Regions from separate parts of the Mus musculus genome. Here regions 1 and 3 are each linked to region 2. Evidence: chromatin loops called from intact Hi-C (ENCODE). Cell type or tissue: heart. All regions are shown on one strand. Region 1 has its middle 85 kb from the start of Tjp1. Region 2 holds the start of Tjp1 (tight junction protein 1). Region 3 has its middle 50 kb from the start of Tjp1.

Evidence for each region. Peaks named below come from ENCODE experiments on the same cell type or tissue, not always from the same donor. Only the 100,000 strongest peaks of a DNase experiment are listed, where the experiment ranks them.
Region 1: a loop joins it to region 2, with 2.4 times the contacts of the local background. A loop is called at or near these places in 5 of 42 quality-filtered maps.
Region 3: a loop joins it to region 2, with 2.5 times the contacts of the local background. A loop is called at or near these places in 12 of 42 quality-filtered maps.

The regions. Positions count from the first base shown.
Region 1 is chr7:65,454,830-65,457,329 of GRCm38, forward strand. It overlaps a transcript of Tjp1 not described here. Among named protein-coding and RNA genes, the nearest start is that of Tjp1, 85 kb to the left of the region's middle. In heart, a CTCF peak has its summit at 1,129; no DNase peak of the experiment used is centred here.
Region 2 is chr7:65,369,760-65,372,259 of GRCm38, forward strand. It overlaps Tjp1 (tight junction protein 1), which reads right to left and starts at 1,485. Exons shown (of 27, transcript NM_001163574.1): 1 at 1,051-1,485. The coding sequence starts at 1,077. In heart, no CTCF peak of the experiment used is centred here; DNase peaks (open chromatin) are centred at 1,252 and 1,532; H3K4me3 peaks cover 2,175 bases; H3K27ac peaks cover 2,177 bases.
Region 3 is chr7:65,420,385-65,422,884 of GRCm38, forward strand. It overlaps a transcript of Tjp1 not described here. Among named protein-coding and RNA genes, the nearest start is that of Tjp1, 50 kb to the left of the region's middle. In heart, no CTCF peak of the experiment used is centred here; a DNase peak (open chromatin) is centred at 1,287; H3K4me3 peaks cover 487 bases; H3K27ac peaks cover 2,152 bases.

The DNA.
Region 1 (2,500 bases), 85 kb after region 2:
AAACACTCCCACAAATGAAAATAAAAGAAATCTAAAACAAAAAAGAAATTTATTTTAAAGATGGCATGCAGGCTGGTGAGATGGCTCAGTGGGTAAGAGCACCCGACTGCTCTTCTGAAGGTCCAGAGTTCAAATCCCAGCAACCACATGGTGGCTCACAACCATCTGTAATGAGATCTGACTCCTCTTCTGGTGTGTCTGAAGACAGCTACAGTGTACTTACATATAATAATAAATAAATCTTAAAAAAAATATTTAAAGATGGCATGCCTGAACCTGAGGCAATTTCAGACAGAGGAGACTGTCAACGTGGACAATATTTAATTTTCCGTTCTTCAAAACACTTTGGGCTGGCCCTCTTCAGGCCTGCTCTCTTTCCCCCTCCAAAATCTCCATTCCTGTGTCTCCATGTTCCTGTCTAAAGGCCTGAAGGGGACGGGAAGATGGTTCAGCCAGTAAACTGCTGGCTGCACAGGCATAGGACCTGACTTTGGATCCTTATCACCCACATAAAAGCCAGGTGTAGGTGTGTGATTCCAGCTCCAGGATGCAAAGACAGGAAACTCCCTGGATTGTGTTTGTGACTCAGCTTATGTGAATCAGTGAGTTCAAGGTTCAGGGAGAGAGACTGTCTCAAAACATAAGGTTGTAAGCTATTGAAGAGGACACTCAACATTGACCTCTGGTCCAGACACACATGCACATGGAAGCGTGTGAGCGAGTGTTCTCTCTCTCTCTCTCTCTCTCTCTCTCTCTCTCTCTCTCTCACACACACACACACACACACACACACACACACACACACAGCTCTGAAGGGAGTGCTCTGCTCATTCAAGGTCATGCTCTGCACTGGCGAGTGGAACCTGCAGAAGAGAACTCATGTCCCCGGGGATACGCAGTATTGCTTACCCTCCCAAGGGCTCCACATGGAACCTGGCCGTCCATTAAGTTATAGGAGGCAAAAGTATTCTTTTCAGTATTCTTTAAGTCTTCATTGCTAGTAGCAATCAGAACTTTCCAGAACGATCCAGATATACACGCCACAACTGCACTGAGATCAGAGAGACTCTAATGAAAGGCAATGGGATATTTGTTTATTTCCACAAGGGGAAAAAAAAAAAACCCACTGGAGAAAACGCCTTATCTGGAAAGGCCATTTGAACTTTCACTTATCTCCCTAGATCTAAATTGACATCTAATACCCATTTTCCTTGCTAAACAATGGCAGGGAGCAAGGCCGTTTCTTATGCTAAGAAATGTTATGGAACCCAAGAAGAAACAACTGCAGTACTTATTTTCTGTGTCCACACACTTTCTTCTTTAACATCAAAGTCTGTTTGTATTTTTAAACACTTAAGTGGAAAGAATGACTTGACTGTTCCCTCGACCCAAGTTCATTGCTACAATACCTGAATCTCTGCCAAAGTGTTTGGCCTATCCCTAGGAAGTCCAGAACACAGGCTTGTTCTGAAGGCTCTCACCACTCCCTCAACCCTTCTACTTTTAAAATGTTTTCTTTCTTTCTTCTTCCTTTCTTTCTTCCTTTTCTTTCTTTTTCTTTTTAAATGAAGAGTGTTTAAAATGTATCAAATACATTTTAGCTAAACCAAGCAGTTGAGACTAAGCTTACCACTTCAAAGTGGATGATTCTAGAAGAAATATCTATCCTTCCTGCTCAGAAAAACGTAGCTCTCACCCCTCATCAAAGAAACTTCTTTTTGCTGCAGATGGAAACCATCACAGAAATCCACCAGTGGTCAAAATGTAGAAAGCAACTGACTGTGGACTTCCCGTGCCCAGGTTCCCATTTCACAAAACCCTACATCTAAGGCTCAGGGAACATCACTCAAGAGGAGGTGGGGGGATTCCAAGAGTCAGAGTACGGGAACATGTGCATCCATCGAGATGGTGTCTTCAATATACAACCATGAAGCTTTAACATCATGGTCCCCAAAATGAAACGTACCAATGACAACAGTAGTTGGTGTGCCCATGTTCATGTCTCATAAGGCCCAGCAACTGAGTGAAGAGCTAAAGACAATGGCTACTAAGAAAGAGAGAGAATCAGTCTTGTCTAAAGCGATTCTAAATCCCATCAAGCTGACCAAGATTAACTATCGCTCCCCAGCTCACACCTGGAATGAAAGATGTACCTGAGATTAATTTATGTAGTTACTGACACACATAGTGACTAACATCACCCTCTTTTCAACAATTTTTAGTAGACTCATCACTCCCTCTTCTTCAGAAAACACATCGTCAGCAAAAGGTGAAGCCAAGCATCGGGCATAAATCCTTTAGCTAGCACCAGTTACATGCAGTGAGGGTAGGAGACTGCTGAGCTATGAGCTATGAGCCCTCAAGAGACCAGAAAGCACACTCTAATGAGGTGCTACGCCTGATAGAACAGGGTAACTTTGTTCTGGTCACTGGCTGTTGCTTTCACAAGGTCTTGAAAAGAATGGAGATCGATAAAGAAATGGTGAAGCTCAAGCTACGT
Region 2 (2,500 bases):
CTGATTCTAGTTTTTGGACCCAGTCTTTCTTTTAGATCTCTTATCAATGTTTGCTCAAAAAAAAAGATACAAACTAAATTACTCCTACAGGAGCAATACTCTATTCCTTAAAACAATCTATACTAAACCTTGTATCTGCCAAAGAAACAAGGTCCTGTCAAGAATTCAGAAATTTCCATCTATTCTCAAAGGTTATGATTAAGTATTTCAAATAGAAAACTACATAAAATCACCACCTGTTTAAGCTGTTTGAATAACGGATTGATTTTTCTCACACTGTATGTCTGTCATTGAAAAAGCAAGCACTTTAGGATTTTTTTTTAATTAAAACGTACAAAAGAAGGATTCTACTTCATCTTTAAGAATTTTAGCCTAATGTAATAATAATATAACACACTGTCAAGAAGCACACTTCAAAGCACACAGGAAAATAGGCAAGTTGTTTTGTGCAGAATTCACCGGGCTCTTTTGGTTTGCACCCATCTTACTGTCCATGTGTAGGGACACTTTGTGCTACTTCTGAAAGTTGAAATTAAAGTGCTTAAAAACTTTCCTCCTTCTGTGGCCTCACATAAATAATAAACCTCAAAATAAACCATAGCTACTCTAGAGCTGAGTGTTTTGCTGTCTCCAAGCTTTATCGCTGCCATTGCGCATACCGCAGCGGGTGACATCAGATCGAAACTATAGGGTTTCGTCGGGTACCAACCACTCCTCCAGAGCCAGCCCCGCGGCTACCCACCCACCCTCCTGCTGCAGCTGACACCCCCGGGTCTCCGCAGACACGCTCCCGGGACCTGAGAATCCTCACCCGGGGCGACTTTCCAGGCGCGGGACCTGTTGCACGTCGCCTCCCAGCGCGAGCCGGAGCCAGGCACCGGCAGCCGTGCACCTGCCCGGGCGGCAGGCGCACCCCCAGCCCGCCCTCCCGCCTTCCCTCACCGCCCCGCCGCGGTCGCCCCCGGCTGCCGCCGCGGGGAGGGCGGGGCGAGGCTCCCCCGCCGCCCCCCGCCGCCCAGCCCGCCGCCCGGCTGGCCGAGAGGTTCTCACCTTAGCGGCCGCGGCCCTGGCGGACATCTTGTCTCTCTCCGCGCCGCGCGAAGCTCCTCGGACCCGAAACTCCGCGCCGCCGGCCCGCCCGCTCCTCACGCCACCGTCCGCATAAACATCTCCCGGGGACGAGCGGGGCAGGGGCGGGGGAGGCCGGAAAGGCCCGGCCCACGGGGAGGGGATTCAAGTGGGACAAAAGTCCGGGAAGCGTCCGCCCCGCCCGGGCTTCTCCGCGGGGCACACCCGGCCGCCTGCTCGGCCTCCGCCGCCCTCCGCCGGCTCGCCGCTCCGCAGTACCCGGGCCTCCGGCTGTCCCCTACACCCTCGGGCGTCTCCTCCAAAGCCTGCTCCCGCACGTAACTTCCCCGGAACGCGCGGCCGCCGAGAGACGTGCCGTCGGCGGGCAGAGCCGTCGCGGGCAACTCAGGCGGCCACGCAAAACCTGCCGGACCGGGCCACTGAGCATGCCCAGCCGGCGGGGGCGGGGCCTCCGCGAGGGGCGGGGCCAGGCCGGGTCCGACCCCCGCGCGGAAGGAAAAGCTCGGCTACCCAAGTTACTTGCTAGGCGGTTTCCGCTGCCGCGCGATCCATCCTGTTTGTTTTTATCACAGATCCGGCAGAATTCGATTCACCCCCACCCCCGAGAACCCCAAACTCCTGTGTACTAAAGCTTTTTGACTCCCTACACAGACTTGTCTACTTTCTCCTCAACCAGCAACCCCAGATGGGCCCCACGCAGGAGTGTGACAATTAAGGTCGGCCTGGCCAATACCCAACTGTGGTTTCTTTAGCCTCGCAAGTAACAATGGTCACAACTGTCACCATGTGTCTCGGCACTGTTACCCCATTGGAGATATGTTTTTGTTTAAAGCACAACAGAAGCGTTCTAGAAGGCTCAGGACAAACCGACTGCCTTAAATAAACCAGGTACAAATCTGGACACTGAGATAATCCCAGCCCCCTTCTCCCGCCTCGCTAGACAGGGATCTCAATAGAATATTTTAGGCTATCAAGATTGCTGAAATTCTTGGCCCCTGAAGAGACAGAGCAGGCTGCCTGCCTTTCTAAACCAGAAAAGGATGTAAGGACACGCGGAATTCAACAAGTTCAATAGGCCACTGTGCAAACTTAGGCCAACTGTCTTGCTGAACCAAAAAAAAAAAAAAAAAAAAATTAGGTAGAAAACTATTTCGAGCTTCATTAATTTACATTCTGTATACTGCAAAGCTCTTAAGGAATATTAGAAAAATTTAGTAACATTAGATAACATCCTAAAGTACCTAGCATAGTGCTACAGTAGCCATACAAGGAAGAGGGAGACAGAAGCATCGGCTTTTAGACTATTGTTGTCTTTTGAGAATTCAACTATATGACCAATTTAAACCTAATTCTAACTTGGAAATATCCATACATGAAATGTAAACATCAATTAAGGTTTCAAAGTCAAGTA
Region 3 (2,500 bases), 51 kb after region 2:
TGGGACTAAAGCCACACCGGGGCCACAGAGATCCATAGCAGCAATAGTGACACACACATGCTCCAGCAGAAAGCCACCTTTGGGATTCCACGCCAAGTTTGAAATTCGGCTCTGGGAACAAAGGGGAGTTGGGAGAGGAAAACTGGCCAGGAGCGTGTTCTGGCTCAGCAGACATACACCTAGGGCTTGCTGTGGGGGAAGGGCAAGCTCTGCCCAAAGAGCACTGGAGCTTAGAGAGCTTGGAGTAACTCTAAGCACTTCATTTGATGTCTAACTGGCAAATATGTTTCTTATTAAATAGCCCAACTCATTATTCCGTGCCACATATACTGAATGCTTGCTAGAAATCCCGAGTGTTTTTCAGGTTAAAAAAAAAAAGTTGCCCCAAATATAAAGGCTCTTTAGGACAGTTCTTTCAGGCAATCCTTAACCCAGGTGCTGAACACATATGACAAGAAAAGACAGATGCCTTTGTTCCTGGGACCTGAGTGTGGAAGCTGTATCTCTCAAGGGCACTGTTCCTTGTGATGACTCTGTTTCCTTTGTGAACAAAATGAGAGAAGGAGCCAGCTACACCTTTAATCCCAGCACGCAGGAGGCAGAGGCATGTGGATCTCTAAGTTCAAGGCCTACAGATGGAGTTCCAGGACATCCAGGACTACACAGAGAAACCCTGTCTTGAAAAAAAAAAAAAAAAAAAAAAACAGACAGACAAATAAAAACAAAAAAGAAAACACAGGGACAGAAAGAAAAGCCATCCCCTTCTCCTCCACCTCTTGTGTTCTCAAATGTGCCATCCCACGAAGTTTCTCTGTTGCACAACATAGTTTTTCTGGATAAGACAATATTTACTCCATGTTCTTTGAATGGTGGTAACTACCACAATAAATAATGCTAAAAGAAGTGTGGTCACACTAACAAAGACAGGGTCTGATCTAGGCAACATGGGAGTTGAACCATGGTTTCTCTCCTTCCTTCCTTTCTTCCTTCCTTCCTTCCTCCCTCCCTCCCTCCCTCCCTCCCTCCCTCCCTCCCTCCCTTCCTTCCTCCTGAGGAGGAGGAGGCATTGGGTATAGAAGGGACCCCAGGGTAACAATGAGGGAGCGTGTGAGGGACGAGTCTGCACCTCACAGCACAGCCCCTGCCGTGGACTGTCAGAGTCAGTCACCAGGATTACAGGGACCTCGGTCCCCACAGCGGAGAGGGGGAGGGGTAGGGATGGCAAAAGCAGCACATTGCTGTTTCAGGATGTGACTGAGACTGGCATCGTCCACCACGTGACCAGCCTCCCCAGTACAGGAGACAGAGACAATGCCCTGGGTTGAAAGAGGAAGCCATCCATTGTGAACTAGAAGAAACCTCAGCAAGTTGTTTGTGTTCCTGTGTTCTGCGAGCTGACTACGGGGTCCTGCAGTGAGCACAGTGGCTTAGTCCATTCACGTGAATTTCTGGGTAAAAGTGAGTGGCCAAAACCAGATTTTAAATAAAGCTATTTTTTTTTTAACTTTCGGTTCTCAGCTTGACTGTGAGCTTTTAAGACAAAAAAATGTCTAATGCCTCCCCCCACCCCCCAAGAAACAGAAAATGGCTTTTAAGCAGAACTCTTTTTTTTTTTTTTTTTTTTTTTTTTTTTGAGACAGGGTTTCTCTGTGTAGCCCTGTCCTGGAACTCACTCTGTAGACCAGGCTAGCCTCGAACTCAGAAATCCACCTGCCTCTGCCTCCCAAGTGCTGGGATTAAAGGTATGCGCCACCACGCCCGGCTCACTTTTCTTTTTTTAATTTTTGAAATTGTGTATGCATGGATGTTTGCTTGCATGTATGTCTGTGGGCCACACTTGTGTAGGGCTGGCGTCCCAATCCCAGACTATTGGGAGCCTTCTTTTGTGTGCTGGGAATTGAACCCAGGTTCTCTCTAAGAGACCAGCCAGTGCTCTGAGCAGCTGAGCCATCTCTCTAGCCCACCCGTAGCAGTCCCCATCGTTGGACAGCTTTCCTGCTTCCAATGAAAATCGGCAAAGGTCAAGCTGAAAGAATTGCTAATTAAATCTGAATAAAAATTTACATACATAAATTTACATACATCAGCAAAGGGGTAAATATAGAAGTACTAGAAGAAGCAGTACCCATGGTCATGCTCTTTTCAAAGGTTTTTATTCTCCTTGGAGAGTAACCTGGAGTAAGTGAAAGCTGACTGATGAAAGGGTGAAGCTTAGGACAGGGGAGGGTTTTTAATCTCAAATGGAGCACCAGTCTTATCTGAAGTGCAGACCCACACCCAGCCAGTTCCTGTAAGGAATGCTAAACCTAAGTCTGGCTACTCACGGGGACTCTCAGCAAAACCTTCCACTCCTGTCCCTTAAGTGTAGCCCTGACAAGCACCAGAACCATCCACAGTCTTTGGCAAGCCTTTGGTTGACTTTCTAGCCAAAGCCCAAGAGCCTTCTGCCTGTTGGCCTGTTTGGTTGTTGGATGCTGGGCACCAAACCTGTGGCCTAAAA